2 separate regions of the Mus musculus genome follow, and region 1 is linked to region 2. The links are chromatin loops, found by intact Hi-C in ENCODE. Cell type or tissue: gastrocnemius. All regions are shown on one strand. Links, peaks and the distances in the headings refer to the core of each region. The heading gives the core; the rest is flanking DNA.

Region 1 (12,397 bases), core at 2,859-10,858, 270 kb after region 2:
GAGGGGCTATCTTAGTTGGTTAATTGATATGAGGCCCATCTTTTTAATTACAAAAATGTTTATATGTATGTGGGTATTTTCCCTGTATGCATGACCTTTGTACCATATATATATATATGCTTGGTGTTCACAGAGGCCTGAAGAAGGTGTTGGATCCTTCTGGAATTAGAGCTCCGGATGAGTGTGATCTGCCATGTGAGGGCTGGGAGTTCCCAGCCCTCTGGAACACCGTCTAGTGCTTTTATACATACTGAGCCATTTCTTCCTTCCCAGAAAGACCTAACTTAATTGTGAGAAAAGAACCATTTCCTGGACAGGGAATTCTGGATTGTGTACAGTGGACAAAGTGAACTGCATGTCCTCCCCATTTGTTTACTCTGCACGCAGTGTGACTAGCTCACAGGAACTCCTAGGCTGTGAATCCCCTGCCATGATAGACAATAACCTGGGACTTTAAGCCAGATGAAACTCTTTCTTTAAGTTGCATTTGTCAAAGTGTTTCCTATCATAGCAACAAAGAGAAGAAACTAAGACAAAAATATTAAGAAGACTCGAGTCATAAAACATCTCTCCAGCTCCTGATGGGATGCACACCTTTTCAGACCTCAGGACACTGCTATGAGTCATGGGAGGATCAGGAAACTAGGCTGTTCTCAATGGACACAGGGTTTCCCCATCAAACAAGAAGAGAACAGATGGGGCTCAGATGGCCAGCCAGCTTGCTTGTCACTTCTCCAGCTTCATTAGGCCTTTTCACTACTACATTGGAGTCTGATGGGAGTTTTCAGGAAACTGGAGGTTGGAGTTTTGATCTATGATCCTTGCCTGGTTTTACAATACTGGGATTTTACAGTTCTGGTTTTACAAGTTCTGGGATTGAACTCACAGCCTCTCCACTGACTGAGCTGTCTCACTAGCCCAGAAAGGCTTTTTTTATTCAACTTTAAGACAAATGGCATCATATTATATGTAATGCCAAAGTAGAGATCCTGATGATTGTTTCATTAAGTCAACCAAAGGCTTTATCTTTAATGCTATAATAAGGCCACCAATTCATACTTAAAACCAAACTATAATTATGGCAGGTAGAAATAACTCAAGAGATCTTCCAGATACTGTAGCATGCAGCCAGTCATTTCCTAACTTATCAGAAGAGGAAAATGCAAGAGGGTTGTAAGACAGGAGATCTTAGCCTGAAGACCCACCAACAACTAGGAAGGTGTGCCTACATGTGGGGTGTTCATGGCTCCACTCTGTGCTTAGAGCTGTGTTGAACAGTATAGCTTCTGGACTGGTTCAGATACTGTTGTGGCAAAGGCTATACCTTCCTTTCCTTAGAAAGCTGGAAGAGTTTTCTGTTGGTCAGCCACCTTCCCATGTGACTTCGTCACTGCCATGTATGTTTCTACGGTGGCTGTCTTGTGTTCTGGGTGATCTCTGTACTGTTGAGAGAGAGCTATGGCATCCTAGAGTGGAGGAGAAGTTAAAGCCATTTATTTAGGTTGTTCCTGCAGACCAGAAGCAGAGAGTTTAACTGCCTCTGCCTAGCAGTCCCATTTCGGAACCCGATCCAGAGCCCGGGCGTCTTGACTTGTGAATACTTTCCTTTTCATGTTGGTAGAGTCAGAAAATGTCACGATACCAAATTTAGCATGGCAAACTATTTATCTAGCTGCTTTTCTTAGATTAGAACATAAACTTGTCATAGGTTTTGGCTGCTGCAGACATTTTGATTTCTCTCTGTTCAACAGTCGCTGGATCTCTTCCCCTAAATGATTGACAGTGACCTTCAGCCTAATTTATATAGCAGTGAAGACTTGGTATTTGGCCAAGAACACTTTGTGGCCACTGCCATTGGTCCTTCCCCCATCCTTTTCACTGAATGGTAACTCTACCTGTGAATTCCTTGTCCGGCATGGCAGCTGTTCTTAACCCAGGTAGTCTCAGATGATTCTGGAACCCAGAGAGTTACCAGTCCTGTATCTGACCTGCAGGATGGAAAGCAATATCCTCTTATGGTGAGATTAACAGAAGGCGTGGTGAGAATTGCTGGAGAGAGGTCCTGTTTCTTGGTGATTTATAAGATCCACCTCCTGACTCCTAGGCAGAAATGGAAAGAGGAAGGATGCTGTTCTGCAGCCAGGGTGTCTGCTTTCAGACCTGGCAGTGGGAGATGGAGCCCTGTGTTTTGATTGAAGCTTTTCAGCCTTGTCCTAGAAAAGCTTAAAAAGTCCTTTATTCTTCTCAGCCTAGACCAGCAGATGAGATGGCAATAGAAAAGGATGTTAAACCGTTGCAGTCCTTTGCATCGACTCTGTAAAGTCCCCGCGGCCATACAACGGCTATCCTGCCCAGTTTGGTTTGTTTTTCCTCGGGACCTAGCGCAGTGCCGCGCGTCTTGTTGACTGCAATCATGTGTTTACTCTTTGCTCTTCTATTAGTTCTGAGAACCCTAAAAGTCAGTCTGTCCCAGTGTTTGGGCTCTTGTTTCCTGTGTCCACGCTTCTGTCTTTGGATTTGTCTCAAGGAATAATAATGTCTTGGTGGTGTTTGAAAATGAAATTTTTGCACTGCAGTTTTACCTAAGTAAATCACCTTGTTTTCAGAACTCAGATTTTATGTATAATATTGCTTGAGGTGATTGTGAATTCATATCCCTGACTGGTGAGTGTTCTGCTAGGAGGTCAGATGTGCAGAGTGATGGTGTAATGCATGGCACAATATAGAACACAGCTGAAAACTTTCTTTTTCTGTATTACTGCTGGGTTTTCTTTTTCTTTTTTTTTTTTTTGTTTTTTTGTTTTTTTTTTGTTTTTTTGTTTTTTTATACGGCCCATGACAGCTTGGATTGGGGCTGATATGTGTGATGCTTCTTGGGATATTGAATACCTCTCTTCTCTTTCCTTTAGAAGGCCAAAACAGTCCCGAGAGTGCCTGCCGGCTTCCACGTTTTCTTTCTTCCCTTGCACATCTTGTTACTGATTGTCTTAGCGTCTCTTGTCCATCTTTACTCCCTGGTGCAGCTATGTATGGGGCCTGCCTCTTCCTTAATTACACTCTGAGTCTCCAAACTCCCAAGGTTTGTGTGACTGGACAGTTTTGACTAAGGCTGGATTGATGCTGCAGGCAGACTGGATTCCTCCCTGCTCTCCTGGGAACTGTTCCCTCCCACACCCCGGTACCTCATGACACCCACTTACAGTGAAGCATAGATGTTTTCCACAGTGTTCTAAAGGATGAACGTTGCTTGTGCTTGGGTGGTGCTTCTAGGCATGATTTCTCCCTTATACATTACGAGATGCTTAAACATGAAGTGAAATAGGACTTGTCCCACAGTTGGAAAACAAACAAACCAGTTTTAAAAGCTAAGAAAATGGTAGGGCATGGTGGTATGTACCTTTGATCCCAGCACTCAGGAGGCGGAGGCAGGCAGATCCTTCTAAATTTGAAGCCAGCTTGGTTTACAAAGACTTCTAGGCCAGCCGGGCTATACAAAGAAACCCTATGTCAATAAAACAAAACACAGACAAAACAAAAACAAAACAAAACAAAACAAAACAAAAAAACCAACCAATCAAAAAATGATTAAGAAGCTTCATAGAATTGGAGAAGAGTTTTTCATGAGTTGCATAAAGAAGTCTTTGCTCAGTGATCCCTGTGATCCTAAAAAATGGGTCTTTTCTCGTCCTTTCCAGTGTAAGACCCTAACAGCCTCACAGACATCTAGAATCATTTACCGCTTGCCTGTAGCACAGGCACGGGTGCTCTTATGGGCAATACTAATTAATATACAGTTGACTGCTCTAATTAGCCATGAACCTGGGAGATTGGGGCCTAAGAATGAGTGGGGCTAAAGTCTCATGCAGTAGCCAACTTTATTTAGAGCATCAGACAGTTTATACTCAAAGGGCTAGGGAGAGTCACCAGTGTTCAGTCACCAGGACAGGCTGCAAGTTTGCTTCTCCACAGAGGCAGATGAGTCATAAACTCTGGAGTAAACTCACTCCTATCTGCAACATCTGGTAGGAGCACAGAGACACATCACAAGAAACTGAGGTCATCGATGCTTGCTTTCTTGGAATTTTCTCATAAGGGCTCAGGATCCCTCTCCTGTAACTACATTCTTGGACTGTGTCCTGACAGTAGACCTTTCTTTAAAATGTCTTTGGTTGTAAGTCTCTGGGGTGGACTGTGAATGACCAGAATGGCCTCTGATTCTATCCCACCATGCCCCCACTTCCATATGGACAGAATTTTTGCAGTCTCAGCATTTGCGAGTTGATGCTTCTGGTGGCTCTGTATAGCTTCCAGTCCTGGTGTTCCCAGGCCCCTGCTTGCTAAAGTGTCGACCATATCAGCTCTCCCTTATTCCAGGTCTCAACAGCAGCTGACATAAACGTTTCCTCTGTGCCCTGACAAGAGAATGTTACTTATAGCATCTGACCTGACTCTTCCTAAGTGTGTGCTTTCTCGCTGAGAACTTCAAACAGTGCGTTTCCTCAGATGCCTTCTTTCCCCAGTTGACATAACTCTTCAAGGTTACCTCTTTTGGTCCTAGGACTTAAACACTTGCTAGGATGCCAGAGTCATTTGAGCAGATCTCAGACACCACTAATAAGCATCAGAGTTTTATGTCCTACAAAGGAAGCAAAGAGCAATAGCCACTAAATAACATGGGTGTGCTATCCCACTAATGACATAGGTGGATCTCATTTAAAAATATCACATTTGTGGTAAATGCACAATCCAGAAGAAACGGGTGTCACTTTCTTAGCATATATTAAAAGCCACTTACAGCGTATGTGCCCCTGTGTGGCGTGTCCGTAGTCTCTGGAACAGGCGAGCAAGTTGTGATGACTTTGTCCAAGAAATAAGTAGGCTCCCAGGTCTCATCTTCAGATAGGAGCAGCCTCATTGCCGTGGAGATTAAATAGGCTTGAGCTAGCTCACCACTGAGGCACAGCTATTAAACTAGTAGGTTTTCAGGGTGGCGCCAGAATTGAGGGGATTTATTTCATTTGAGGTTGTTCCAGCTACCTAAGCACAGACTGTGAAGTGGGCCCTGAATATGGCTGTCCTCATGTGCTCTGTATACTGAGGAATGAAATTAATTGTCGCGTTGGTTACCCATTTCTGGTATTGTTTAACATACGGGTCATTTTGGTGTTTTTTTTCTCTCTCTCTCATTTATTTATCCTCCATTTCTTTTTGTCTTCTATAGCTTCAAAATTGCTTATGACAGCTCTGGGACCTGTCAGAGTGATTGCCAAACTTTGAAATTTAATTTTCCTGCAGCAGCATCCAAAGTTAACAAAGAGACATGGGAATAATTCCATTAAGTCTCCCCCCATCCGCCAGCAAGTGCTCCTCCTCGCTCTGTTCTACTCTGTTTCTAAAAATACTCTAAAGTGGCATCGACTCTCTCATTTCTGAGGGGAAAATAGTCTATACTGAAGGCTTTCGCCGTAAAATATTACCATAGTTCAGTATTAGAATGAAGTTCAGTTTCACTAGTCCTCAGGGTATAAAAAAATGATTTATATTTCATTTTTACATACTGTTAATTCGTATACCGACCCTAGATATTTTAGCTATACAACTTTAAACAGCTAAATAGTTTCCCTTCTCAAAGAAATGCTATAAAGATAACATATCCTCATTTTTTCCTTCCATAGCTGCTTCATGACAGTGTCCTTAGAGTTAGTTCAGAATAGAATGTTTAGTAAATTAAATAAAATAATAGTCATAGGGAACTGACAAAATATGCTTATTAAATAGTTGTGGGTCAAAGAAGAAGTGAAACCTGCAATATTAGACTTAATTCAGGGGATCAGGGGAGCTGTGTTTCATGGAGCTAAAGAGATGGCTCAGCACTTAAGGGCGTGTACTACCCTTCCCAAGGTCTTGTGGCTCACAGGCTCCTGCAGCCTCAGCACTCTTAAACGCGTTCTCACGACCGGCCAGGAAGAACACAACAAACCAGAATCTTCTGCGGCAAAACTTTATTGCTTACATCTTCAGGAGCAGGAGCGCAAGCCCCCAAGCCCAAAAACGAAAGCCCCCTGCTTACATCTTTAGGAGCCAGAGCGCCAGCGCGCCAGAGCGCAGAGCAAGAGAGAGAAAATGGCGGAAAACCCCGTCCCCTTTTAAGGAGAATTATCCTTCGCCTAGGACGCATCACTCCCTGATTGGCTGCAGCCCATGGCCGAGTAAAGGCAGAGTACATGTAGTGGAAAATTACTCTTGGCACATGCGCAGATTATTTGTTTACCACTTAGAACACAGGATGTCAGCGCCATCTTGTGACGGCGAATGTGGGGGCGGCTCCCAACACAGCACCAGGATATCCAGTGACCTCTTCTTGCCTGCTAAGGCACCTGCACTTCGATGCACAGCCCCCACCCCAGCGCACATAACTGAAAACAAAATAAACCTTGAAATAAAAAGGAGCTGTTTCCGTAAAGAGGTCATTGTACTGCTGTTTCCACACAGCCAGTACAGGTTGTGTTGTCCTTCCTGTGGTGTGTCGTGACACAGACCTACTGCAGTATCCCTGAAACTGTTCTGCATCAAAATGCACAAATACGTGATACTTTCCACACACCCAACATTCGGAGGAGAGTTCCAGTATCGTTAGAAGGATTCACCAGTGAATGGAAGCAGTTCTCAATCTTCATGGTCTCCTTATGAACCTTTTTATATTTCTTACTATGGTCGTTTATGTGAAGGCAAACATCCACGTGCCCTGTCTTCCACTTTACAGACGCGTGGAAAAGCATAGTGTTTCTTTTTGATAGAACTTAGCTCATATTCACACACTGTCGTTATGTAAATGCAAGGCTTTAATGCATGCATGTGCTGACTTATGTGCAAAATGTTGTATAGCTACAATGAAATAAAATACTGACCTGTGTAAAAGTCAAGGAAATATTAGACTTCATTATTAGACTGTAATATTAGACTTCAGTCAGGGGATCAAGGGAGCTGTGTTTCATGGAGCTAAAGAGATGGCTCAGCACTTAAGAGTGTGTACTGCCCTTCCCAAAACACTTACGTAAATGTTTTGTGGCACATTTAAAATCACATTTTCGTAACTGGTATTTTATTATTTGATACACATTATCATGGTCTGCTGCTGAGCCAAGGGGCGTATTTTGGTTTAATTATTGGAGACATTCTCCCGTGTAAGTTTTAGAGTAAATATAAGGTTCCTGGATATTTTGTGATTGGCTCTTTTGATTTTCACCCAACGTCTCTAGGTTGAAAACGTGCGCTTGGTAGACAGAGTGTCTTGTAAAAAGGCAGCGCTGGGAACTTTGTATCTGACGGCCACTCACGTCATATTCGTGGAAAATGCACCTGACACAAGAAAAGAAACCTGGGTATGACATCTGCATCTTTAGCCTTACATGTTTTTCATTGGTTTCAGGATGGGGACCGTGGACTTTTGGGGGCATTTTTGGGAGCGATTTCTGAGATGTATTAGAAAAGGAATTTCCTTCACAGCCCTAAGATGGGATGGATGAATGTGCTAGCAGTGGCTGAAGCTGCTGGAGCCTATGCATGGCCGGGAAGATCTTCAGTCCTACCAGGTGTCGCATGCGACAGCACCTGATGTGTTATAACTGTCCTTTGTAGGATGTTTTACACACATCTGTTATTGTTTGAATGTTTCATACATTGCTCATAGGCATCCCTCCATCCCCCTTAGTGCCTGATCCTGCCTCCGTTTCAACTTCATTTCCCCTTTTTATTGTTGTTAATAATGCCCTGAGTCCGGTTAGGACTGGATATATGCACATGGTTATATTGTTGAGGCCATGTCCTCAAAAGCGGGTGACTCTCCCTTTCTCTACAGCTCTCAGTTGCCAAGAGTTCCTCCAATGAGGTTGGAGCATCAGGGCCCCCCCCTCCCTTGCAGGGACTTCTAAATTATCGGTTCTATTATTTTACAATGTTAACATTACTTTTCTGGTAATTTTTAAAAGAAAAGGAAAGCTAGAGACTAGTCCCATAACCAGGAACTTTTGTGCCTAATCATCAAACCAGTAGACATTTCTGACGTTGTATAGCAAGACAAACATGGCCTTATAACCCATGGCCAAAATCTTGACCTGTAGATTCCATTCCTTACCCCGTGGACAGGCATACACTTAGCACCAGAAGGGTAGCCAGTACCTCACAGTAGTCAGGAACTTCATGGAGGACTGCCCTTAAGGACAGAACATGGATCTCCTCAAAAGACACGGTCCAGAATGGTTTATTTTCTTTTTTTGTTGTTGGGTTTTTTTTTTTTTTGGTTTTGTTTTGTTTTGTTTTGTTTATTTTAGACAGGGTTTCTCTGTATAGCCCTGGCTGTCGTGGAAGTCACTCTGTAGACCAGGCTGGCCTCGAACTCAGAAATCCGCCTGCCTCTGCCTCCCAAGTGCTGGGATTAAAGGCGTTCGCCACCGCTACCGGGCTGGTTTATTTTCTTATCAACCTATTTTCTTAATGGAATGGTGGTTTATTCCAGAGGCTGTAGAAGAGGTCAGGGGAGGGGAATGGGGAGTTATTGATCAGAGTAACCAGAAGGGGATGGGGAGTTATTGATCAGAGTAACCAGAAGACTCAGATAGAGCAGAGGGCTAGGCTTTGAGATCAAGCATATTGTATACATGGGTTTATAGTGGATCATAATATATATATTTCAAAATATCTTTGGAAAATTTCAAATATATCACCATGAAATGATAGCTCAGAAGTTTATGGTTGTATTGTATATACTAGTTAGCTTGATTTAATCATTTCACATCGTATCCATCAGGAAAGCACTCTGTACTGTGATCTGCCTGTTAAAAACAACAGACAGTTGGAAAGTGAAACATTTTCCTTTGCAGACTGCCTGACCACCAACAGCTTAGAGAACAAGGGGTTATTGAACTTGAACATCCCACGTGGAATTAAGGAACATGGTGGCACTTCCCAGTGGAGCCATCTCTAACTCTTACTGATTGCCAAAGTTTATTTTACTGACTTCCCATGACCTTATTTAAATTTAGCTATTAAACGCATCCAGCATTTGACTGCCCAAATGTTCCCCTACCTGGAGCTGTGTAAATTTAAATGCAGAATAGTCTTTCAAAATAATAATTGTGGATATCAAAGCTTGGTACTGAAAACTAAGTTACAGATTTTTTATAGTGGAGTTTTAGGTGGAACCCTCCAGCTCTTGTAAGCAGAGTGTGGGGGTTGAGCGAGGCCTACTTTTGAGGACTGTTTCTTGTCTGTGTGGCTCAGAGACCTGTCTGCCCTTTGTCAGTTTTGCTTCTTATTCGTGCTTACGGTACTCCTCGTGTTAACTTTCTGTCCCAGATTCTGCACAGTCAGATCTCCACCATTGAAAAGCAGGCGACAACAGCTACGGGCTGCCCTCTGCTTATTCGCTGCAAGAACTTCCAGATCGTACAACTTGTCATTCCACAGGAGAGAGACTGCCACGACGTGTACATCTCTCTGATACGCCTTGCACGGCCAGGTAGGCAAAGAGACTCGGCATCTGACGTGTGACTTCTGGAGAGAGGCACAAGTCACGTGGCAGGGTTCCTGTTATGCTTAGGAATAGCAGTGTTTTAGGACTTGGTTGTCATTCTTGCCCAACTAATCACCTGACCCATTAACCTTGTTCGTTTTGCGGGCTCCTCTGAGCTGTTTACCACACAGGCCTCTTTTGATAACCTTTGTATTCTTAAATTTCCTAGATAGTGGTTATAATGTGTTTGTCTTTCCGTCTGAAATCACTTTAAAAAAATTATACAACTTTGTTAATTGAGTCACTTAGTATGAGGCCTAAGATAGAACGCACAGGTTGTTTAGTGTGGAAAACATTTGTATCCAAAACTTTAGTGTGTTCCTCCCCACCCAGAGTGTCCTACTTTCTTAGGTTGTTTGTCTGTCGGTCTGTTTGTTTGTTTGTTTGAGACAGGATCTTACTATGCTGCTTTGAGTGGCCCAATGTCACAGGTTCCTCAGGGCTGGAATTACAGGGGTGAGAGCCACTGTGTTGCATGTTTTGTTCAGCTAGGGTTTTGAGGAATATATGCTTGATTTGATCATTAGTAACAACTGCCTAGGCTTTTGTTAGCATCCGTGACTGTTGGTGAAGTTCCCGTTGGTACTCCCAAACAGACCCGCCGCCGCCACCACCACCACCACCACCACCACCACCACCACCACACACGTGGTGGGAAGAATGCTTGGACATGGAAAATGGGCAGTCTTGTGTAACTGCCTTGTTCTAGCCCGTGTAGTATTTGGGTCTTTAGCTGGAGAACTCACTATATACCTTTAGAGAAGTGTTCCTTGACTCTCTGCCAGGCTTGTGTGAGCTTGCTCAAAGGAGGTATGCATCCAGGCTTCCTGGGAATTACAGTAAAAAGATACCATCGAGGTTGTACTTCAGAGTCACATGGAAGGCTTCAGTAGGCAAAAAGGATATGTGCTTATAGTTTCTTTACAAAATGATGAGAAGTTGGCGACCTTTGCAAGGCACTAGGCTGGGTCCTGACTTCCTTAGGACAGGACTGTAGGGAGCTTAGAGCCAGTGCTCCTTCATGGAAATGGGGCCTGGGAATGGTCACAATCTGGTGGTTTTGACTTTGCTTTGTTCTTCTTTCAAGCTGAGACCTTTCCCCACCTCCTAGCGTGTTAAGAATAACTGCAGAGTGAGCCAGGAAAGCAGTTGAACTCTTTTGGAGGGTAGTCTATAATTGGAACAGCAGTTCTGGGAAGATGTAGGCTAGGCTGCATGCAGCAGAGCTTGCCGGAGGAGTTGTGTGCCAGCAACTTCTGTGTCACTGATTAATGGATGTGCAGGGTAATAAATGTACTCCAACTGGATTAATGGGATTTAGGAATAGCTGCAGAACGGGGAAGGGCTTAGTAGCTGAAAGAGTAGCTCTAAGGGTGGGAAGGCTGTGGTGGGAGCGGAAAGTGCTAGGACTTACTGTGAGGGTCCATCTGCTTTTAAAAATGAATGCGTTTTCTTAAAAGGTGACATTTCAGTCACTAGATTTCAGATGGTGCCAATGTCTTGATTGGCTACCCTTTCCATAAGAGAAAACATAGCAGTGAATTTAATTAAAACTATCACCTGAGTGGATTTAAAATGTCCCTAGCGTTCTGAAACACTGGGATTAAAAACATCAGGTTAGGCAACGCACGGTGATGCAATAAGTGTGGGGAGGCATACAAAGGCTCGGCAGTTCTAAAGCTACTGCCTGCAGCGCTGAGGCCATGGCACGTGATCTGCAGGTCTGAAGTCAGGGAGATGAGCAGAGGTAGAGAGACTCAGACATGAGGCACACATGGTTTGTCACAGATCATCAGGGCAGAGTTGACAAAATAAGTCATTATTCCCCCTATAGGCAAGTCAGAGTAAGGAGAGGGAGGGAGAAGGGGGAGGGTAAGAGTCAGCTGGTGAAGGAAATGCGCAGTGCCGGGTCCTCTGTCACTCAGTCTCTTCCGGTTATGTACTTCATCTCAAGACCTATGAAGGAGCTATTTCCTAAGCTCTATAGGTCCTTAGGATTTCTGGGACTACTGGAAAATTGGAAGAAATTTCACTGGTTTGCATCTCACGTTAACAAAGATGCATAAGCATTTGGTCATGGATTAGAAAGGATCGGTGTCAGGTCAGTCAAAAGAGAGGTTGGACCCAAGGATGAAAAGTTCCGTTAAACTGCTGGGTCTCACAGACTCGTGAGCATCTGAGATTCTCTGAGGAAAGGACCTCTGTTTCTCAAAGGGCTCAGTTTTCCCACATGCCCAATCCCTGTATTCATCCTTCTAATTTGCCTCCTGCTGTTTATTTTTGTATCAATTATATTACTACTTTAGTGTTTGTGTGTCCTTCAATCTTAAATAATTTCTTATGTTTATTTTCCCCTCCTTTCTTTTTTAAATTACAGTCTTTTAAAGTCATCTTATTTCCCAATTCTTCTGCATATTTTCCCCCTTTGGTGGTGGGAATCGAACCTAGAACCTCACCCATGCAAAGGGCTTACTTTACCACTCCGGGCTATACCCACAACTCTATATTTACCATGGCTTTCAAAAATCCCATGATTGAGTTTGTCTCATCTGCTTAATTTGAAACTTTTATGTTGTCTAAGCCATTGATGCTTGAGCAAATTTCCAGTGGCAGTGTATTTTTGTGTGAGTCGGTGTACAGATTCCTGTGTGTGTGCACTCGTGTGTGGAGGCTGGAGGATAGCTTCAAGTATTGTTCATCGAGAGCTTTTGCATCGTTGTGTTTTTTAGTTTGTATTTTATTGTTTTATGTGTATGAATATTTGACGGTGTTTATGTTTGCACCATGAGTTTGCAGTTTCTAAAGCAGCCAGAAGAGGACAGCAGA
Region 2 (12,397 bases), core at 1,908-9,907:
TTTACGGATTGCACCTCTTTGCAACCTCAGTTGAAATATAACTGATTTGTATTTGTACACATCATGGCATACAAGCAGAGTGGGAGAACGGAGGAGTTGGCTCTCTCCTGCTACCAAGTGGACTGAACTCAGGTTGTGAGTGTCTGCGGCCAGCACCTTGTCTCACTGGCTCCTATAGTCTCAGTTTAAAAGCCATCCCAAAGGCAATTCCTTAAGCTTTGCCTCTGGGCAGCACTTCACGACGACGAGAGGTACAGAACGGAACACTTTAAACAGGAAAATGAAAGCAGCCTGCCTCCACATTTGGGTTTGATTTCTTCCTTGTACGACTAGCCGGGCGCCAGTCACACATCATTCTGGGCATGGACACAAGAGCTGGGCTTTCTGGAGTTTTCCTCCCGAGCCAAGCATATGCCAGCACCCCATGCTAATGAGAGAGTCACTGCCAGAAAGCTGAAAGAAGGCCAGAGCCCAGAGCCTCCTTCTTATGAAGAACCCCTCTCTGGGGCTCACGGACAGCCAAGTCCTGCCTGGCATGGCTGTCTTCACTGTGTTCTCTGACTAGGGAAGTTTCTGAGGCAGTACATGATGGCAGACAGGCACTAAGGTGGATGGAAAGGCATATTCTACCACAGCACGTAGGAGCGTCAATCAAACTACCAGCATAGAAATGCTGCCTAAAAGGGCTATCAGCACCCTGCCAAGGGAATCTGATGTAAGTTTTTACAGCCACACGCGCTGTTCCCTTACCACGAATCACAAAGGACAAGCCCAGGTCATTTACAAGCATCCTTTGTTTGTTTATTTATATGGGAAAACCACAATGTATACCAAGCATTGCCTAACCCCTACAAGTATTTCCCTCCATTTTCTTCTGAAACATAAATACTTCTTTGTCCTCCTTCTACCAAAATATACAATTTCGTACTTTAAGTGGATTTCTTTTTTAAACAGCAAGTATTCTAAAAAGGCTCAAGGGGAAAAGGAGGAAGAGAATAGAATCGGTAAAGGAATTATAGTTACCGTGCATATGTTAGCTTAATCAATAATGTCAACAAACCTAGGACCAAATATCATTTCGGTACTATGTGTTTTCTTTCAAAATAAAAACAAAAAAAAAAAACCCAAAACACTCAGCCCAACAGGTTTACAAAAGTTCATTTCAGCCTCAAATATTTCAGCTCTGCAACAATTTGTTAAGTACCTAAGAGCATATAGCTGGAAGGACAGGCTTTTTTGGATACTTTAGGATGCTATACGTCAGTTCTGCACTCACAGAGCAATAATAAGACTAGTAGCAAGGCAGTGATATTTAAATATATATTATATGATAAATATATAAATAATAATATAACCTGAAGGGGTTTGAAGCCCCATAGGAGGTACATCAATATTAACCAGTACACCCAGAGCTCCTTGGAACTAAACCACCAATCAAAACAACAACAACAACAACAAAACAACAACAACAACAAAACCACATGGTGAAATTTGTGGCTCTAGCTGCAACACAATGACTACACAGTGCCATGGTTGCTATTATTACCTCTAGTTTATAGGTGACAAAACCAGAAAGACTTAGCACCAGCTAAGTGGGTGGACTGCATCTCACAATTCACCCGAATGTTTTAACTCTGTGATGGTGTCTGGAGGGAGACACTTTGGAAGGGAATGAGGCTTCTGTGAGATCATGTGGGAGGATTTCTCCCATCCCCCATGATGCAAGTATGTCTTTAATAAACGCTGGAGTTGGCACTCTTCCTCCGCCATGTCAAGACAGAGCAAAGGAACCATCTGCAAGCCAAGTGAGCCCGGACCGGAGTTCCTGCCAGGCTTCCCCCCAGATGGTCCAGCCTCCAGAGTTATACCAAGTTAATGTCCATGGTTTAAGCCCTCAATCTATGGCTATTTCTCATGGTACCTTGAACAGACAAAGATACTGGGCATACCAAGTTAGGACACAGAACCAATTCTGTCTGACTGTCCACAACAGGCTGCAATGTGCACGTGATGTGCATTAGCATTTTAGAAAGAATGCAAGGGAGTCGACAGTGAATATAGCCTCTCCTTTTCCCTTTTGCTTCCATTGGATTTTGCTGCCGTGGGTGACATTCTGGGGTGTGTGCACTATTCTGAAAAGATAAGCTTGAAGTCTGCACTTCTATAAGAGCTCAGTTTCCCCTAGGTGGGCACTAGCAAACAGTGAATGCTCAGAATGACCAAAGTGTTAATTACCACAGCCCAGAAAGCAAGGCACAGGCAGTTCTCCATGAATAAATAGTCCTGTTATGAAGTACGCCTTCTAAACTGAGATGAAATACTACCCGGGGCATGCCTTGAGGAAAGAAATCCGTCGCCGTAGCTTGGTGAGGGGCCAATGGTAGCTAACGGTTACATCAGTCAGCTGAGTATAGTAGCAGCAGCAGAGAAACTCCTAGTCCACAGGGCTGCCGGATGTAGTGTTTTCTTTAGTTCTGATCCATGGGGATGAGGCAGGGGAATGAAGGAAAAGGAAAACAAAAGGAACAAATATCTCAGACCATCATATGGAGAGAAAAGCATAATAGAAAAAGGATTCTGCTTTTAAGAAAGTCTTTCCCACACCAGACTTTGAGATATAACTGTGGAAATAGCGGCGGCTCTTCACTCTTCCTACCCATCAATGTTCCTGACGTACGTACGTACATCACTAACTCCTCAGCACCTCAGCCTGTCTTCAGAGGATGAAACTCAAACTCAGCACTATTAAACAAAGTACTCAAAACCATAGACATTTGTACTCGAGGTCTGTATGGCTGGCAAGCCTCTTCTGTTTGCTCTGCTCCAAATAACCAAGAAGCAATGGGAAAATGCCGAATTCTTCCTGTCCCCAGGCTCTTGGCTGCCAACCTAACACTTAGCCAATAAAAGGACATTTGGAGGTCATCAAGGTGTTACCAAAAATATATCTGAAAAGCTTTGGGATTTTAAAATTTCATCCGCATGAGATTTTAACCTTTCAGCGTTAAAATACACAAAGCCACCACTGGCTGAAGAAGGAGAATGCAGTATTTTGTCAGGCAAGCATTATAGAAAAATTAATCTTTAAAGATAAAGAAAAACTATCTAGATAAGCATCATGTTAGGAACACTGCTGAATATTGAAAGCCTATTTCTTGTGGCTGTAAAATCCTTCAATGATTTAAAATAAGGCTATTTGCAATAAAAAGCTGAAGATTTTTGCGCAATCGCATTGTACTTTCTAAAAGGCCGTACACAGTTCACAATTTACCTGTCACAATCTTAATCTAAGTTTTTGTTTCTCAAGTATCGAATATTCTGAAGTCTTCACATATTTCTGAATTCAAAACTGTTTGGGAGTAATGTGTCTTGACCCTTCGAGGTTTACCTTTTATATTTTTACTTTGTTTTCATTTTATTTCAGTTAACCTCTGATAATATTAAGAATGTCTCCTTTCTATTGTGCAAAGGTTTTTCTGTGGGTTTTATTCCATTCCCGAAAGTAAATCAGTGTAATTCAGTTAGAGTTGACATAATTTTCTTATTCCATGGAAGGAATGTGTTTGAAGTGATGGGGATCAGGATTATTTGAAGTTTTCACATAGAATCATCACTCTTACTTCTTAATAGCCATTGTGGGGTGTGAAGATCGCAGGAAGTTCTGAGTGGGTGAAGTCCTTAGTATGTGCTATTGACATGGGCATAGCCATGTTATAGATTCCATTAGCATCAGGCTCAAAGGTTGGCAAGGTCTTCCTCTGGAGACCAAGTGAGAGTGCTGGCAGTGTGTGCCAAAAATGTCTACCACAGCTTTCTTCCATGTGACGCTTGCCACCTGAAGACTGCTCCTCTACAGAAGCTGTTCTTACAGAGGTCAAACTAAACCAGTCTCCTCCACCCCGCTGTACACCACAAACCCTGCCTCCTTGTTTATCTGTAGGTAGAACCCCACCTTGTTCAGCTGTATGCAATAACACCGCCTCTCTTTTCAACCCTAACAAACACACAGAGCTTCCAGGGTACTGTGGTGTCTCCAGCTGAGAGCCCAGGCCACTCAATCCCAGACATTTCTGTCAGGGTCTATGAGTCTATCTTTTCTTCATTCCCTTGCTGCTCTAGTCTGGTCTATCCCTGGAGGACAAGGCAGTGTGTCAGGGCCCGATGACACATAGTATAAAGACCCTTACAATGTAAGCTACACAAAGGTAGGGACTTTGGGTATTGGCATGTAGCAGGAACTCAAAAATTTCCTGAGCAGATACCTTGCTCCAGCCCCATCTTCTTAAATCCTGATGAAGTAGTCCAATATAGAGTTACCAAGATAAGAGAGAGGGCTGGGTCTGAAGACCATGTCCTTACTTAAGGATCAATAAAAGAATGCAGCAGTTGGGTAACAACAAGCAGGAACATTGTGTTGCTACAGGATACGTGATTCTGGCAGGTATCAGCTAGGGCTGCTGCTGGACTCTACTGATGGTTCTTTTTGTGTCGAAAGAAAACAATGCTCAGCCCCTGGTTCCCTCTGCATACAGACAAAACGACAGTTAGGTTGCATAGCAAATGTTCTAGTCTAAAGTACACAGTGTACCAACTATACACCCATTCATCATCCCCACCCTTGTATTCAGTAAAACCCACAGGGACTAGAGAGTTTTGAAAAAACCAACAGCCATGCTCTCATTACTGATGACTCTGGAAAAGGGTCAAGGGTCATTACACCAGAGCATAACACTTAGATCAAGTAAATATTGATTTGGTAAACCTTTCTTAAGTTTAAAGGTTCAACTGACGCAACAACCCATCTAGCGTTAACTGTTTACCTGCAACTTGCCATTGCCTCCCCCTTCCCCCTCTCTCTCAGGGCTGCATGTAATTCAAAAGAGCAGGCACTGCTTTTACTCAGGGTTCTGCCAGGCTACCTACCTGCAAGGCAGAAAAACGTTTATCCAAAGATTAGAGAAGAATGTTCCACCCTTAACTCACTTGGTCCAGCCCATGTTGCATCCACCACTGGGATGTCATCTGAACACACTCTTGCTGCCTTTTTTGCTTGGTGTTTATTTTCTTTCAAGACAGTCTTGCTATGTATCCCAGGCTCTTGTGGAATGTGTAACTCACCTGCTTCAGTCTCTTGCCCTGGTTTATGAAGTGCTAGGGATCAGACCCAGATCTCTGTGCACGTCACACAAGTACCTTACCCAACTTGTCCATTTTATCTTGAGACAGGATTTCACTAAGTTGCCCAGGCTGACCCTGAATTCAATCCTCCTGTCCCAAGATCTCCATCTACTAGCCTTACAGGCCTGTATCATTATCATCAGGCTTAGCACCATGAGTCCTTTACAAGTGTTTATGAGCCATTGTTCCCAGCATGTAATGCGTGCTTTAGGACACAGAGTATTTTCTAAGTTGATTGGTCTCTGATTCATTCACCTTAGTTCCACAAACTCCTTACTGTTTTGCGTTACGGTTTCATTCACTTATATTCCTTTCTGGAGCCAAAGAATTGGGGTCAAATTAGCAGCAGACTCTGGGATAAAGGAAGCAAGCATCACAGATAAACAGTGGTGTTTCTGCTGCCAAGCAATCCGACAAGGGATGAACACATACACATGTGGCGAGAAGTGGGCATTACTGAATATTTAATGCTTATCTGCTACTTGTGCGTCGAAGCAACCCTCACTCTCTGATGTTCACTATTATCCAGACAAGCTATCCCGAGAATAAGCCTGTTCAATTTTGGAAAAACACCAACAAGATATTAAATCTGCGTGTATGAAAAAAAGTGAATAAAAGCTTTGGGTTTGTTTTTGTTTTTGTTTTTTTTCAGACATCAGAGTAACGTTGTAACTACAAAATCCCTTCCAAAAATTAGGATGAGACTGAGAGCCAAACAGTTGGCAAGCTGTTGGTGGGAATGGGAAACAGTGCCACCACTCTGGAAAACAGAGTCGTAAACTAAATGACTAAAAACAGAATCACCACCCGATGAACCCCTAATGTGAATGGCTGTATAAGAGGATGAATAAAAATGTGGGGTATTAATATCATGAGATAGTAAGTAATACTTAGCTATACAAAGGAAGCAGATTCTGGGAGCTCAGTGGATACAGTGCTACCTAACGTGTGAGGACCCAAGCTTGACCCCAAGAACCTGGGGAGGGAGAGACAGGTGGATCTTCAGGAAGTCCTGCCTTCACCTTCAGAGTTGGCTTCAGGCCAATCACAGACTCTCAAAAATAAAGTGGACAAGGCCAAGGAATGACAGCACGGCTTCTACATGAATGTGCATAAGCTTGCATGCACACACACCCACACACACATCACCACACAGAAAGGAAACAAATGCGGACACACAGTAAACCATGGACGACACTTTAGGACACTGTGCTAAATAAAAACAACCCAGGCACAAAAGGACAAACAATCCTCTTTTTACATACTCACAGAAACCGAAAGTAGGATGGTTGGTACCAGGCTCTTGTAGGCAGGGGTTGCTTATGGGTAGAGTTTCAGTGTTTCAGGAATCAAAAGCACGGAAAAGCTGCTGAGCAGCAATGTGGACGTACTTAACAGGACTGAACTGGATCCTTAGAAGAGCCTTAGACACAGAGTTTATGTTATGTGCATAAAAATGTGGTATCACAAAATTAAAATGGCGCACGCCTTTGATCCCAGCACTCGGGAGGCAGAGGCAGGTGGATTTCTGAGTTCAAGGCCAGCCTGGTCTACAGAGTGAGTTCAAGGACAGCCAGGGCTACACAGAGAAACTGTCTCAAAACAAAACAAAACAAAAAACAAAACAAATATGTCAGGTATAAACACACACACACACACACACACACACACACACTCACACACACACACACACACATTTTTAAAATTTACCTTTAAACCAGCAAGCCAAAGAATCTTAAATGAGGTCACTCGATATAAGGGCAGCAGATTATTTTGTGAAATTAACAGGTGCACATGTCACAACTTCCATGAGGGAGCTTGCAGAAAGGACACAGCCTTTCATGACCAGTATGAGTTCTCACTCTAAATTTGAACTTTCAAAGGTCTAAACTGAAAGTGAGCCTCTCCCCGCCCCTCCCTCACCCCACACTTCCAACCCCCTCCAACCCCTGCCATGGGGAGGTCTAGTGCTTTAGATCAGTAGGTCTTCATGAAGTATCTGCTGTTCTTGAAACTCCTGACCAAAAAGTAGGACCTGCTAGTGAATGCACGTGAATAATATACTTCAGAGACAGAGGAGACAAAACACAAAAGTAAGCCAGTGAACTCTTTCTACTCTGTAAATAACTGCAACAACAATAAACCCGGCAAAGAGGAGAAACGACTTCAATATGTGGTAATTGTTAGTCTAAGTCAGTGACTCTCAACCTTCCTAATGCTGAGACCCTCTAATACAGTGCCTCATGCTCTGGTGACTACCAACCATAAAATTATTTTCTTCTGTTGTCACTTCATAGCTATAATTTTGCTACTGTTACGAATCAAAATATAAATATCGGGTATGCCAGATATCTGATATGTGACCCCAGAGGGGACACGACCCACAGGTTGAGAACCCCTGCTCTAAGTGAATCCCTTTATTTACAGATATCCAACTGATATCCAAGAGAGAGCCAGGAAAATCCACCACTAACCCCTTTCTGAGGAATTGTCTCACACTTAACATGATGGCATAAACTGATGGAATTAAAACTTCCTAAAGGGTTGACTTTACCCTCCTCCCACGTTCAGCTTCTTGTGTGTGTGTGTGTGTGTGTGTGTGTGTGTATGTATATATATATATATATATATATATATATATATATGCTTTATTTTTTAATGTATATGAGTATACTGTAGCTGTCTTCAGACACACCAGAAGAGGGCACCAGATCCTATTACAGATGGTTGTGAGCCACCATGTGGTTGCTGGGAATTGAACTCAGGACCTCTGGGAGAGCAGTCACTGCTCTTAACTGCTGAGCCATCTCTCCAGCCCCTTGTTTTTATATTCTTAAAGGGCTGTCAGTGACCCTGGAGTTAGTATTTACGGTCAGGACTGAGGGAAAAGCAGTGGAGAGGAAACAGAGGGGGGAAGGATAAGTATGTCATTCTTATGCTACAACAGAGGGTGAGTTCAGAATCCTTACACAGCAGCAAGACCCCTAGAGCCTGTGCCACCTCCATGGTCATAGAAAATACAATCTTCAGGCCAGGGACAACAGAGTATTAGTTAGGGGGATACCCCAGAGAGGGTACACACAAGATCTAGCATTGACAGTTCAGAAGCTAGTGAGTAGTAGGCTTGGGTTTAGCTAGACTACTCATTTAATTTTGGTAGAGGAGGGGAAGATGAAGAGAACCACATGGGGTCTGGTATTAGCACTCCACAGATCATAAACTGCCCAGCTACACTCTGGGATCTCTCATGCAACAGTGGCATCAAACCCAATGTGGTCAGAAAGAACACGAGTAGACAGGGGAAATCCTCAGGGATAGTGAACAGGGACAAGCCACTCGCTCCCTCCCAGAACGAACTTAACCACCCTTCGGAAGTTCTAACTACCCCTGTCCCCAGGCACTGGAGGAAAGAGATGGAAACAAAAACAAAGACAAAAAAACCAACCAACCAAACAAAAAAATCAACCATGCAGTGGTGAGCATTGAAACATTAAGGGGAAAATGTTGACTTCTCCCAAAGACACAGCTACCCCCAACCATTCGTTACCTTTAAATATAAAAATGTTGTCATTTATAGTAGCAGTTTAGAAATATGATCTATTTTCCCAGTTACATCTGCACACAGAAGTGATGGCCAGATTGTGTTTGCAGAGTAAGAATGGCCAAGCAATGGAATAGATATTCTTCTAAGCCAGCAATCTCATAATTCAACAATGCTAGCAAGCAACGTCAAATATTTCATCTATAACGATGTGCAAGCTGCAGTCCGGTCTTTGTAAATGAAACTTCTTAAAATACTGTTCTACACATACCGTTTTATTGAAAACAAAGACAGAAATGAGTACAAATTTTTTGCATTCTGTTTTTCCTCCTTTACTTTATACTTAATTCAAAGATGAAGACTTTTGTACCAACTCTGGGGAAGAGCCTAAATTCTGATTCAAGCGAACTAGTGAGAGATGTAATCAGAGTTCCTTTAACCCTTCTGATTCCTGGACCTAACATACAATACATTAAAGTCATACATGATGAAATAAAGTCCCATTCTTAGATTAAAATTTTGTATTACTCTTATTACCAAAGATGACAGTTGGTGTTCACACTCCCTTCTAGGAGAGCGACTCTACTTCAGGATCATCATTTTTGTCAGAGGTTTGCTATGCAGCCCTAGCTGACCTTGGGTTAAAATCCTCTTGCCTCAGCCTCCTCAATGCTGGTATTAGAGGACCACCATGCCGCCATAGCCTGCACTTAGGGATATTTCTCATTCCACCCTCATGCCCCTACACCCTCTGCAGCTTTCAACATTGCACACTATGAAAGCTAAACACTATGAAAGGCTGGTCTGGTCATGCACAGAGGCGAAAAAGACAAAGTCCTTTGAAGTTGTGTTAAGAGATGGGGGAATTGAGGCAGGGTCTCCTACAGTCGCAGGCTGTTCTTGTTCTCCTGACTCTCCTGTCTCCACATACCAAGCATCAAAATTTTACAGGCACCCATCCTGTATTCACCATCACATCCAGTCTAAGAAATTTTAAATCTCTGCAAAAAGTAATTTAGTATACTTTCTGGTTAGCTCAGTGAGATAATTTACCGCATTTTGCAGTAGAGACGGCAGGTACCATACCTAGAGATAGAAACACAGAAGAGCATTCTGAAAAATTTACAAGGATGTTTTGAAGTGACAGTCCTGAGTTGTTTGCTCTTCATATCTCTGTTGTACTCTGTACCAGGAAAAATAAGACCCAAGCAATGCAAATGTGCTGCTCGTTATGCAGAACGCTCACAGGATCCACTTCAGCGAGGCCAACATGCACCATCAACAGAAATTTTATGCGGAGTCTGCTCTTTTTTCTGTTTGGGTCACTGAACTAAGTGCAAACCAGCTGTTACCTAGGACAATCCGAAAAACACAAAAAACTCACACAGCTTTTTTCTCTTATTCTGAGCAAATACAAAGCACTTACTTGTTCAAAAGTGCCATTTTTGGACGTTTAGCTCTTATTAACTTAGTGCCTTAGAACACTTAAAATGTTTTTATTTTCAGATTAAGCCTGTATCTTTCATTTCATTGTAAAGTATGCCATTTATTAAAACTGTTCACATACTCAAAATATTAGAACATGGTAGGTTCTGAAAAAAATCTTAAAATCGAAAAACTTTAAGTGGGAATTGTAATTTGAGGTTCACTTGCAAAATTCCGCATGAAGTGTGCATTCTAGCAATTTATGCTTTTCCTTCACTGAAACAAATCAATGCTTGCTTCCTCATCTAAATTCTTAACATTCTCCTCTGGATCCGGTGTGTCAATTTCCAACGTTCTATTTCTCAGATCCTTGATTTTGGAACTGTCAGGGCAGATGTCTAAAATGTCATTCTCAGGTGCTTGCAAGCTCCCTTCTAGATTTGTCTAGTGTTGTGTTTGAGACAGAAGTAAGTACCAGGAACTCGGCAACTGTCCGTGGGGAAGGACTGAAGAAATGAACCCTGGGACGCTTCTCACGATTTCAGACATTTCTCATAAGACAGTTAAAAGGTACTGGAGAGTTGGAATGCATAACCAGCTACCACCATCGTGTCTCACCCTGTTTTGTCTTATATGATAGAACAAGCTGAATTCCCAGGCAACCAAGCCTCACCCATGCATGAATCTTCTGAGAATATGATAGCTTTGTGCCACAGACTCTCTGGGTCCCTGGTCTGTGAAGAACGGGATTTCTTAGGCAGATAGGCAAAGAGGTCGGATGAAAATGACAGACAGATTACACGAGAGGCGTGTTGAATCTGAATGTAATTTACCAGTCGAGCATCAGACTTTTATAATACAGAATAAATTGCAGAACAAGGCACATTGAATTATTCCAGGTGCAAAAGGAGTGACTTCAAAAGGAACCAGATAAATGTATAGCACCAGAGATAAGCACAGATGCAAGGAGTGACTACAAAGGGAATTTGTAGGGACCAGATAAATGTTTACATTAGAGATTAGCACTTTCTGCCAGGCAAGAGTTTTACACTTAGAGTTAATTGCCTCAGGGTAGTTAACTCTTGACACGCCTCAAGAATAATGTAGTGTCACTGACCCCAAAATTCTCTAGGCCTCGTTAATTCTTATCAATATCTGAAGACTGTCTAATTTCAGTATAGTATACTAATTTGCTCTTGGCATGGAATGTAGTCTGTAATAAGAATTTCTATCTCAGTGAGAATTTTAGTCTCTATCTGTAAACTGCTGAGTAAAATGGCAAGTGCTTAATTGTTTACTGAATGGGTAAAGCTCCTTGCTGCTATCTGGAGTCTAAGAACACTGGGAAAAGGCTTTAGCTATGTTAGAATACAATCTTAAAAGGCATTTACTATAAGGTAAAGCTATATAGAGTGCACGTGGATCCATACACTAGACTAAAGTGGATTTGGAAAATTAATTTTATGGGTTAGGGAAATAGCCAAAGATCCGGGAGTAAGTTTCCTTGAAACTTTTTTCTCATGAGAAAGCTTTCAGACTTTCATCTGTTAAGCTGACTCCACCGGAGTCCCTGGCAGCTTTGGAGGTGAAATGTTCACTTTCGGGAGTTTAAAAGAGCACCAGCTTAGGAGGTGTTTACACAGATAGTACTACAAATTGTAACAACGCCCACCACTGTTCCTCAATGGCACGCAAAAGCACTCTGTGCTCTTTTCTTGATGAATAGCACACATACAAGACTCCTTCCCCCCTCCCCGACCCGCCCCCTACGTGAGCACGGGGCCACAAATGCAGTACATCAAACGGCCTTTTCTTTCTCTCTTCCACCCCCTTAACCAAATATTACAAATCCCAACCACACAAACTCTGCAAAAAAGATGGACTTCAGCAGAGAAATTGACTGTAAATAGCTCTTTAGGGTTCACAGCCTCTGGTTCAGCACATTACTAAATAAATGTAGCAAGTAATTGCTACAAACTAGTCATGTGCTCCGTAGACACAGGGGAAGCCTTGAAGTGGTATACTCCTTCCCTGATAGTAGCATTTAGTCAGGCTCCGAATCAACTTAAGTTTGGGAGCTGCCAGTGAGTTCTACATTTCATGTACAGCAAACCAGGAGGAAGAATCTCAATGCCATTTTAAAGACACCCCAATGTTACGTACTATTCTTACCCATTCCTGCTTGACCTGTTTATGGGTGTGGCTATAAATCCTCAAGTGAGATGATCTTTTGATAAAATTGAGTCAAATTCA

The links. Peaks named below come from ENCODE experiments on the same cell type or tissue, not always from the same donor. Only the 100,000 strongest peaks of a DNase experiment are listed, where the experiment ranks them.
Region 1: it touches region 2 in a loop (2.3-fold over the local background); 1 of 42 quality-filtered maps calls a loop at or near these places.

What each region holds. Positions count from the first base shown.
Region 1 is chr8:40,603,879-40,616,275 of GRCm38, reverse strand. It overlaps Mtmr7 (myotubularin related protein 7), which reads left to right. Exons shown (of 14, transcript NM_001040699.1): 2 at 7,260-7,382; 3 at 9,355-9,517. Among named protein-coding and RNA genes, the nearest start is that of Mtmr7, 25 kb to the left of the region's middle. In gastrocnemius, for the core only: a CTCF peak has its summit at 6,326 (motif pointing left); DNase peaks (open chromatin) are centred at 6,138 and 6,295; H3K4me3 peaks cover 196 bases; H3K27ac peaks cover 3,273 bases.
Region 2 is chr8:40,869,095-40,881,491 of GRCm38, reverse strand. All of the region lies in intron 1 of Slc7a2 (solute carrier family 7 (cationic amino acid transporter, y+ system), member 2), which reads right to left. Among named protein-coding and RNA genes, the nearest start is that of Slc7a2, 13 kb to the right of the region's middle. In gastrocnemius, for the core only: no CTCF peak of the experiment used is centred there; DNase peaks (open chromatin) are centred at 2,349 and 6,206; H3K4me3 peaks cover 1,127 bases; H3K27ac peaks cover 3,210 bases.